2 separate regions of the Homo sapiens genome follow, and region 2 is linked to region 1. A link is a contact called in ENCODE Hi-C or POLR2A ChIA-PET data. All regions are on one chromosome and are shown on one strand. The core of a region is the stretch at or near the end of the contact, and the rest is flanking DNA. Distances in the headings are between cores, read along the strand shown.

Region 1 (4,845 bases), core at 1,195-3,694:
CTGCAGCCTTAACATTCTCTTCCCCTGCTCCTCCTATCCCATTGCCCTCTGCCCAGCTGACAGTGGCATCCCCAGGGAAGGGGTTGCTGTAGAGATAGCCCCCACCCAGGGGATGGAGGTCTACCCTGGACACTAAGCCAAGTGTGTCAGAGACAGAAGGGAGCTGGGGATTGGCGACTCCTGAAGTTGGGGCAGTGGGATGCTGACAGGCAGAAGCTGAGGTCCTCAGTCAGTGGCCTTTCCTCCTTCTGGGTGCCCAGCCCCCTTTCCTCACCTGATACCCAAGCCCACCACTTTTATTTTCTGGTGAGGTGGGTTTGGGAGGAAAGAGAGGCCTAGAGGAGGAGTTGAAAGCTCTGCTGTTGTCTCACCCTATCTTAATGAGAGACAAGTGAGGTGGAGGGCCTGCCCCCCCTCCCTCCACCAGACACTCCTTCCAGGCCTGAGCCCCAACCCCTCTTCAGGCCTTCCTTCCCTAGCTGTGTCTTGGTCTTCAATCCCAGAACAGGACCTGTGAGCAGCTGCATTGGCCTGGAGCTGGAGAGTAAGGCTGTAGGATCTTTGGAATCTCTTGGTTCCTAAGAGTTTCCTCAGAGATCATACCTCCCCAGAGGGAAGCAGGAATGAGGCCAAAAAGTGTGCATTGGATAGGGGAACAGCAGGCAGGGCTCTGGGTGACGCATGCCTCTGGTCTAATAAACTGGGTTTCAACCATCTCCTCTTCAGTGTTGTTCTCTTATTTGAAAAAGTATTTAGATATTCTCACTAAGTGCCTAAAGCTGAGCTTGGTTTGGGGCCAATTAGGGGATGAGTAAGGAGAAGGTTTGAGTAGGGACACTGTGGTCCCCCTGGGATGGGACAGGCTGACCATTATATCAGGAATAGTTTGAACCACTGGGCAGGGAAAGAGGGAGAAGTCAAAGGCAACAAAGTTCCAAAACAGAATCCCCAATACAAAGGATGCTTTAGAGAGAGAGAGCAGAGTCAAAATTCAAGATAAACTGGAACTTATCATAAAATCTGGAAGCAGGCTGGCACGGTGGCTCATGCCCGTAATCCCAACACTTTGGGAGGCTGAGACAGGTGGATCACTTGCGGCCAGGAGTTCGAGATCAGCCTATGCAACATAGTGAAACCCCCATCCCTATTTTTTTTTTCTTTTTTGAGATGGAGTCTCGCTCTGTCGCCCAGGCTGGAGTGCAGTGGCGCGATCTCGGCTCACTGCAAGCTCCGCCTCCCGGGTTCACACCATTCCCCTGCCTCAGCCTCCCGAGTAGCTGGGACTACAGGCGCCCGCCACCACGCCCGGCTAATTTTTTTGTGTTTTTAGTAGAGACGGGGTTTCACCGTGTTAGCCAGGATGGTCTCGATCTCCTGACCTCATGATCCACCCGCCTGGGCCTCCCAAGTGCTGGGATTACAGGCATGAGCCACCGTGCCCAGCCCCCCATCCCTATTTTTTAATATTTAAAAAAAAAAAAATCTGAGGCCAGGCACAATGGCTCACACCTGTAATCCCAGCATTTTGGGAGGCTGAGGAGCACAGATCGCTTGAGCTCAGGAGTTCGAGACCAACCTGGGCAACATGGCGAAACCCCATCCCTACCAAAAATACAAAACAGTCTGGCATGGTGGTGCATGCCTGTGGTCCCAGCTACTTGGTAGGCTGAGTTGGGAGGATCACTTGAGCCTGGGAGGCGGAGGTTGCAGTGAGCTGAGATGGTGCCACTGCACTCCAGCTTGGGCGAGAGAGAGACAGACCTCATCTAAAAAAAAATAAAAAATAAAAAATAATAATCCGGAAGCAGGTTAGGTCAGAGAGAAAGTTAGGATGAAGTTCCCACGTGAGGTACTTATTGAGGCACTTTATCTGTGGAATGAGTCCCGGGCTATGAGCAAGGGTATCTGGAATCTTGGCTTCGGCTTTATGGCTAACTTGCTGGTTGACCTTTGCCAAGTCATTCACCTGTGAGTTCAGCTTTCCCATTTGTAAAATGGAATAAACTGTGTTTCCCTCCTCAGCCCCTGATAGTTATAGCAGTAAGAAAACGAAACGAAAAGCAGTCAAAGCGTTTTGGAAAGTTAACGCCATGCGCCAAGATGAAGCTATTACTCCAAGCCCCTCTTCATCAGAGGGCTCGAGTTGGGGTTGAGACTGGGGCTGAGGCTGTGGTCCGTCCCCCTTTCCAGGTCCTTGTCTTCCTCCCGTCGGCCTGGGGGCGCCCGCTCACGCGGCCTCTCTATTGCAGAGCTCTTCTCTATGGTTTTCCCTCCCGGACCGTGAAGGCGGGAGGGCGTGGCCAGCACGCCTTTTCCGCTAGTCGCCCCGCTCTATCCCATAGTCTCGCTGCCCTGAGCCTCCCGTGCCGGCCGGCCGGCCGGGGGAACAGGCGGGCGCTCGGGGGGCGCTCGGGGGGCGGGGGGAGTTCCGGTTCCGGTTCTTTGTGCGGCTGCATCGGCGGCTCCGGGAAGATGGCGGCCCGGGCGGGTTTCCAGTCTGTGGCTCCAAGCGGCGGCGCCGGAGCCTCAGGAGGGGCGGGCGCGGCTGCTGCCTTGGGCCCGGGCGGAACTCCGGGGCCTCCTGTGCGAATGGGCCCGGCTCCGGGTCAAGGGCTGTACCGCTCCCCGATGCCCGGAGCGGCCTATCCGGTGAGTGGGGCAGGAGGAGGGGCGCGCGGGCCGGGGGCGGGGCCGAGCGGGGACATGGGAGTGACAGGGGTGGGGGGAGAAGTAGGAGGGACTCCCTTGGGAGGGGTTCGGGCTCTGGGTGGGGGTTGGGGGAGGCAGTGCGCAGAAAGAGAGGGGGAGGCAGTTACACACCTGCTCCTAGGGGCATTGTTTCCCTGGGGAGTCGGTAGAGAACCTGGGTGGGTGAAGTGGGTCCAGGGATACCTGTATGAGGGCCGGAGTGCAAAGGGGCTTGAGCAGCTCCAGTGATCAGAGGAACACAGAACGTGTAGCTGACAAATTGAGGTCAGCTTCTAAAGAGATAGTAGCTAGCAGAGTAAATGTGGAACTGGCGATGTCCGATGTGTCCCATCCAAAATAGACTGAGAATTTGAGTATAATCTGGCTCTCGCTTAGCTTTTGGACTCTGTTTTTCTATGGAGTCACTACTGGAGCAAAGGGTTCTCCTCTCATTGTCCTCCATTCCATCCCTAAACCTTACTTCATTCAAAGATCTCAGGCGTTCCCTGCTTTTCTTTCTTGATGGGGTTTAGCAGGTGAAACCATGACATCTCTGGGTCCTCTCCCCTCTGTAGAGACCAGGTATGTTGCCAGGCAGCCGAATGACACCTCAGGGACCTTCCATGGGACCCCCTGGCTATGGGGGGAACCCTTCAGTCCGACCTGGCCTGGCCCAGTCAGGGATGGATCAGTCCCGCAAGAGACCTGCCCCTCAGCAGATCCAGCAGGTCCAGCAGCAGGCGGTCCAAAATCGAAACCACAAGTAAGATGATCCTGGGGCAGAGGGAGGGAGGGAGGGAGCCTGGGAGGACACAGGTGGTGGGAGTACCTGAACCAAGAAGTGGTGGTGCTGTGTCAGCAGATGGTGCTACAGAACTCATCCTTGAGAATGCTTGGTGGTGGTGGTGGTGGTGGTAGTTCTTTGAGAGAAGCTTTGCAGTCCCTTCACATTACTATAAATGGACGTGCTGACAGCTTATTTTCACGTTCTGACTAGTTCTGTCCCAACCTGATAATAGTATTTATTCCCAACAGTGCAAAGAAAAAGAAGATGGCTGACAAAATTCTACCTCAAAGGGTGAGTCCAGGCTATATGTCTTCTGGAAAGTGTGGTGAGTTTGAGTATAGAGATGATCATCCTAGATTTCAATTAATTTTTCTGTTCCTAAGATTCGTGAACTGGTACCAGAATCCCAGGCCTATATGGATCTCTTGGCTTTTGAAAGGAAACTGGACCAGACTATCATGAGGAAACGGCTAGATATCCAAGAGGCCTTGAAACGTCCCATCAAGGTAACACAGGAAAGTACTAGGCAGAGAGCCAAAGGAGAGGACCCAGGAACCTTCAGCAGAATTAGGATGAGAAATCAAAGGCACAGCACAACTCTCCTTGGCATTTAAATTGCATCTCTCCCTTCCGCCTACAAACTGAGAATTACATTAGGAGGATAAGAACAGAATGGCAAAGGGGGAGGGGCTCTTGATGTCTCTTGCACTACAAATATACCCTTGTCCATGTTTTCGCTGTAACTGCTCTGCTACCTTGGGAACCTGGCACCTTGCATGACTTTGTCCACCTGGCATCCCACTATATGCACTTGTACTTAGGCTGATGGCCAGTACTCCTCTTCTAAATGGAATCTTCATCCACCCACCCAAGGGACTGGGTAGACAGTAAGCCAGTCTGTTAGGAGTAATTTTGGGGTTTGGGGAGACCGTTGTCTTCAACATCAGACCACTGAAGCCCCACGATCAATCCTGTTTCTGCCTTCCTCAGCAAAAACGGAAGCTGCGAATTTTCATTTCTAACACTTTCAATCCGGCTAAGTCAGATGCCGAGGATGGGGAAGGGACGGTGGCTTCCTGGGAGCTTCGGGTAGAAGGACGGCTCCTGGAGGATGTGAGTTCAAGGTCCACAATGGTTGGCATCTAGGGTGGGAGCTGCTGGGAATGAACAGTGTTGTCTGGTCAGCAGGAAGCCTAACTGGTGCTCACAGCTCCTTTTGGGAGCAGTAAGGAGAGGGACACTGTTCCCTGCACTGAAAGACAGTGGTCCTTTGTGTTTGCCCCCACACCTTTGGCCCTCACTGGTATCATATGGAGAACCTTATTGTCCTGGGATCTGATTTGTGGTTTACCTTCCTCTTGGTGCTGCTG
Region 2 (5,027 bases), core at 1,814-4,313, 1.3 Mb after region 1:
CTGCAACCTCCACCTCCTGGGCTCAAGTGATTCTCCTGCCTCAGCCTCCTGAGTAGCTAGGACTACAGGTGTGTGCAACCATGCCTGGCTCATTTTTACATTTTTAGTAGAGATAGCATTTCACCATATTGGCCAGGCTGGTCTCGTACTCCTGGCCTCAAGTGATTCGCCTGCCTTGGCCTCCCAAAGTTCTGGGATTACAGGCATGAGCCACCACGCCCGGCCCAAGTACAAAATTCTGACAGAGGCTCTCAGATGCCTCCCTCAGTTTCTCCACCCTCTCAGCCACCATCTTCCAGAGCTGCAATTCCACAGCTCCATTGCACGGTTGTTTTCCAGTGTCTAGGATTCCCTGTCTCCCAGGCTCTTCACGGTAACGTCGATGGGTGGGCATACACAAATGGTGACTCCTTGCTTGCTGGATCAGCAGCAGGACATCTGACTCTAATCCCCTTTGTAACCTCCTCTGCAGATAGAATTCTTTAAGGTGAAAACATGCCCAGCAGCTTTTTAATTATATTAAGAAAATACTTGCACCAAGCACCTACCACGGACCAGGCACAGTGGCGAGCCCAGCCGGCTTGACCATTTGTCCTAAGGAACAAACCACCCAGAAGCAAGGCTGACCAGGAAACAGGCAATTCCAGGGCAGGTGATCCATGATCTAACAGAGGTAGTGCTGGGGTGTGGGTCCCAAAGAAGGGCCAAATCTCCTGGATTTGAGGAGCGGGGAAAGCTTTTTGAAGGGAAGATGTCTCTACTGAGACCTCCAGCTCCTTTCAAAGAAGAGTTTTAGTTCATGGCCCTGTAATTTAGTCTGAAATCCTCAGAGCATTAACAATAGCTCTATTCTGGCTGGGCACGGTGGCTCACTCCTGTAATCCCAGCACTTTGGGAGGCCAAGGCAGATGGATCACTTGAGCCAAGGAATTTGAGACCAGCCTGGCCAACATGGTGAGACCCTGCCACTATTAAAAATACAAAAATTAGGCCAGACGCGCTGGCTCATGGCTGTAATCCCAGTACTTTGGGAGGCGGAGGCAGGTGGATCACCTGAGGTTGGGAGTTCGAGACCAGCCTGACCAACATGGAGAAACCCTGTCTCTACTGAAAATACAAAATTAGCTGGGCACGCATGCTTGTAATCCCAGCTACTCGGGAGGCTGAGGCAGGTGAATCGTTTGAACTTGGGAGGCAGAGGTTGCAGTGAGCCGAGATTGCACCATTGCACTCCAGCCTGGGCAACAAGAGCGAAACTCCGTCTCAAAAAAACCAAAAACAAACAAACAAAAATTAGCCAGGTGTGGTGGCGCACACCTGTAAACCCAGCTACTCGGGAGGCTGAGGCAGGAGAACTGCTTGAACCCAGGAGGTGGAGGTTGCAGTGAGCTGAGATCATGCCACTGCACTCCAACCTGAGTGACATAGCAAGACTTGTCTCAAAACAAAAAACAAACGAAGAATAGCTCTATTCTGAAGCAGTCCATCTTGAAACATACCGAATTCCAAACCTTACTATGTTTTACTAACTGCCATTTTGGTTTATCTCTGCCACGGTTCTGTTCTGTGCAGAATGGAGTTGCCTGCAGTTTCAGATGTGGGGGACAGATGTGACAATTGTGTGTCCTTTTCCTTTTGGACTGTGGGATCAGCCCAGAGCTTGGGCCTTGCTCTGAATGCAGCATTCTACAAACGGCAGGTCCTGAAATTAAGCAGCTTAGGGGGTTGCATGCAATTGATCTCCCACAAATGCACGCACACAATAACCCAGCACTGAGCTGGAGTGTGTGCCGGTGTGGGTGAGGTAGGTGTCTTCATGGTGACTTCTTTATTTAATCTTCTCTATGATAGTTAACAACTCTATGAAACAGGGAGTATTGTCCCCAGTGTTTATAGATGGGGAAAGTAAGACTCAAAGTGACTAGCCCAGGGTGGCAGAAGCACAAAGGGCAGCAGCAGGATCCTAGCCAGTCTGCATGTGAGGACTCCCCACCTTCTCCCTCCAGGGGAAGTGAGGCCATGGAATTTTTTTTTTTTTTAATTTTTTAATTCTGGAGCAGATTAAGATCAGAAGGCCAAGGACTTAATGCACCTGAGTTTCAAGGTGGTCTCTTGACCACCAGTGAGGCCACGGACTTTTTTTTTTAAATTTTTTTATTCTGGAGCAGATTAAGATGAGAAGGCCAAGGACTTAATGCACCCGAGTTTCAAGGTGGTCTCTGCTTCCTCTCGCAGTCACCCAAGGCCTTGCCATTTCCCTGTGTGTGAGATCCCGGGAGGGAAAGGGAGAGAAAGGGGTTTGTTGAAGCTGTTCTTTAGTCACTGTCCTGGAGAGTGGCGCCTAGGAGAAGGAAAGTCTCTATAATTTGGAATTTCAGCTTTTTCCTTCTTTTTTTTTCCATGTTTTTTTTTTTTTTCTTCTTTTTTTTGGAGACAGAGTCTTACTCTGTCGCCCAGGCTGGAGTGCAGTGGTGCAATCTCGACTCACCACAACCTCCACCTCCTGGGTTCAAGCAATTATCCTGCTTCAGCCTCCCAAGTAGCTGAGATTATTGGCACCTGCCACCACGCCCCGCTAATTTTTTGTATTTTTTGTGAAGATGGGGCTTCACCATGTTGGCCAGGCTGGTCTCGAATTCCTGACCTCAAGTGATCTGCCCGCCTCGGCCTCCCAAAGAGTTGGAATTACAGGCGTGAGCCACTACGCCCCGCCCACTTTTTCCTTCTTCAATCCTACTGGACAGACAGGTGAGGTGATTATGACATGGCGCTCATTTATGAATGGATTCTTCAGGCAGTCATCTGAGGAGGGGGCTGTATCTTACTTAACTCCAGGAATGAGGCCTCTTATCTCTGGGGGCCAGGACCTCAGGAATCAAAATCAGCCTCATGCAGCAGCCTCAGCCCAGCACTCACTCCACAAATGTCTGTCAATGTGCTGCCAGGTGCCAGATGCTGTTCTGGGAAGGGAGGGGCCTGGTCTGGGTCCTGCCCTTTGAGACTCATAGTGCACCTGCAGCCCCGGGTGCTGGCCCTGACAGGAAGGAGGGAGGAAGCCCAGGCTCCTCAGCATGGCTGCTGTGTTTCCCCGAGAGCTTGCCCAGCTCTGCGCACAGGAAGTTCACGGTAGTGGAGATAACCCACGGACAAAACATCATAGGAAGTGGGTTTTGTGGTGAGAGACAGTGAAGCACTGAGCTGTGAACCTCAGGGGGGGCCCCGAGCACTACAAAGCCCTTCTCCCACGCCTTCCTTCCAGTCTGGTGAGGCCAGACCCAGGGATTCTCAGCCTGAGAGGCTTCCAGCCTCTGGCCTCAAGCCCTTCTGGGGAGACAACTCCCCTAAGCAATGCCCCTCGTGATACTCCACCTGTTCCACCCCCAGACCTACTGGACAGACCCAGAACTGAGGAGACTGGAGCTGAGCATAGCTGTACCGGTGAGCCCAGCCACACACTCATGTCCCCGCCGTGACAGCCTTCCAACTTAGGTTCAACACCCCACCACCCCAACCAGCTTCACTCCTCACAACTCAAGTCCACAAGACCCCTGGGATGCCAACACAGACACCGCACTCAGTTCCATGATCTGAAGTATCATGCAGATGGCTCCCAGGGATTCCTTCCTGACCTTGCCATCTTCACTTGGATGTGGAACAAAATGGAAAATTCAACATATGCCCAAAACAGGCTCTGAATTTCCCCTGCAAATCTGCCCCCCAGTCTCCCTCACGTCAGTACACGGTGCCAGCATCCCTCCAGCTGCTCTAACCTGGAAGTCATGCTAGAATCCCCCCTGCTGTCCCCTTCCACAATCAGCACATCTGCAGGTACTGCCAGCTCTCTCTCTCATCCCCACAGTCACTGCTTTTCTGCCTTCTATACCACTCTCCTCAATCTATTCTTGACACGGCAGCTACTGTGAGAAGTAAAATTCTCTCTAAAAATCATAAATCAGATCATGTCACTACAGCGGCTTCAAATTGTATTTAAAAACAAATCCATGGTGTTTCCTTATGGAAAGGTATGATGGTTCCTTAAAAAAAACTAAAGACAGAATTACCATATGATCCAGCAATTCCACTTTTGGGCATATACCCTGAAGAGCTGAAAGCAGAGACTTGGATATTTGCACACCAATGTTCACAGCAGCATTAGTCACGATAGCCAAAGGCAGAAACAGCCTCAGTGTCCATCAGCGAATGAACGGACAAACAAAATGTGGTGTATACATACAATAGAATAGTATTCAGCCTTAAAAAGTAAATTCTGGGCCGGGTTTGGTGGCTCACGCCTGTAATCTCAGCACTTTGGGAGGCCAAGGTGGGTGGATCACCTGAGGTCAGGAGTTCGAGACCAGCCTGACCAACACGGAGAAACCCTGTCTCTACTAAAAATTCAGAATTAGCCAGCACGTGCCTGTAATCCCAACTACTCGGGAGGCCGAGGCAGGAGAATCACTTGAACCCAGGAGGTGGAGGTTGCGGTGAGCCAAGATTGCGCCAATGGGCAACAAGAACGAACTCCATCTCAAAAAAAATAAAGTAAATTCTGACAAATGTTACAACATGGATGAATCTTGAAGGCATTATGCTAAGTGAAATAAGCCAGTCACAAAAGGACAAATACTGTATGATTCCACTTATGATAATCAAATTCATAGAGACAGAAAGTAGAAGGGTGGTTGCCAGGGGTTGTGGGGAGGACAGCGTGGAGAATTCATGTTTAATAGGTACAGAATTTCAGTTTGGGATGACAAAAAATAAGTTATTGGCTGGTTGTGGTGACTCACGCATGTAATCCTAGCACTTTGGGAGGCTGGGAGTTCCAGACCAGCCTGGTCAACATGGTGAGACCCCATCTTATTAAAAAAGGGAAAAAAAAAAGTTCCGGAGATGGTTGCACAATAATGTGAATGCATTTAAAATCAATAAACTGTGGACTGAAACCGTGAAGATGATACGTTTTATGTCGTGCCTTTTACTACATACACACATGAAAAATCCAAACACTGTCGGTGGCTTACGGA

What was found. A loop is a pair of places that touch in the nucleus more often than their neighbours do. ChIA-PET counts read pairs that join two places held with the same protein, here RNA polymerase II (POLR2A). Pooled maps may share reads with other maps.
Region 2: a loop to region 1 is called in a pooled map, with 4 times the contacts of the local background. The contact joins the enhancer-like site here to the promoter of SMARCD1 in region 1. A Hi-C loop is called at or near these places in 1 of 168 maps with a recorded cell type or tissue (PC-9) and 3 of 50 pooled maps. POLR2A ChIA-PET finds 5 or more read pairs at or near these places in 1 of 52 experiments (CD4-positive, alpha-beta T cell).

The regions. Positions count from the first base shown.
Region 1 is chr12:50,082,898-50,087,742 of GRCh38, forward strand. SMARCD1 (SWI/SNF related BAF chromatin remodeling complex subunit D1) reads left to right here and starts at 2,445. Exons shown (of 13, transcript NM_003076.5): 1 at 2,445-2,649; 2 at 3,264-3,451; 3 at 3,724-3,766; 4 at 3,859-3,981; 5 at 4,466-4,588. The coding sequence starts at 2,473. ASIC1 (acid sensing ion channel subunit 1) reads left to right here. Exons shown (of 12, transcript NM_001095.4): 12 at 1-714. RefSeq lists enhancers at 938-1,670, 2,028-2,287, 3,137-3,868 and a silencer at 2,358-2,797.
Region 2 is chr12:51,365,993-51,371,019 of GRCh38, forward strand. The region is part of intron 4 of GALNT6 (polypeptide N-acetylgalactosaminyltransferase 6); the gene reads right to left. Among named protein-coding and RNA genes, the nearest start is that of CELA1, 22 kb to the left of the region's middle. RefSeq lists an enhancer at 3,334-3,483. Within about 2 kb of position 3,064, at least 7 of the 41 ENCODE cell types and tissues checked have a DNase peak (open chromatin) inside an H3K27ac peak, as active enhancers do.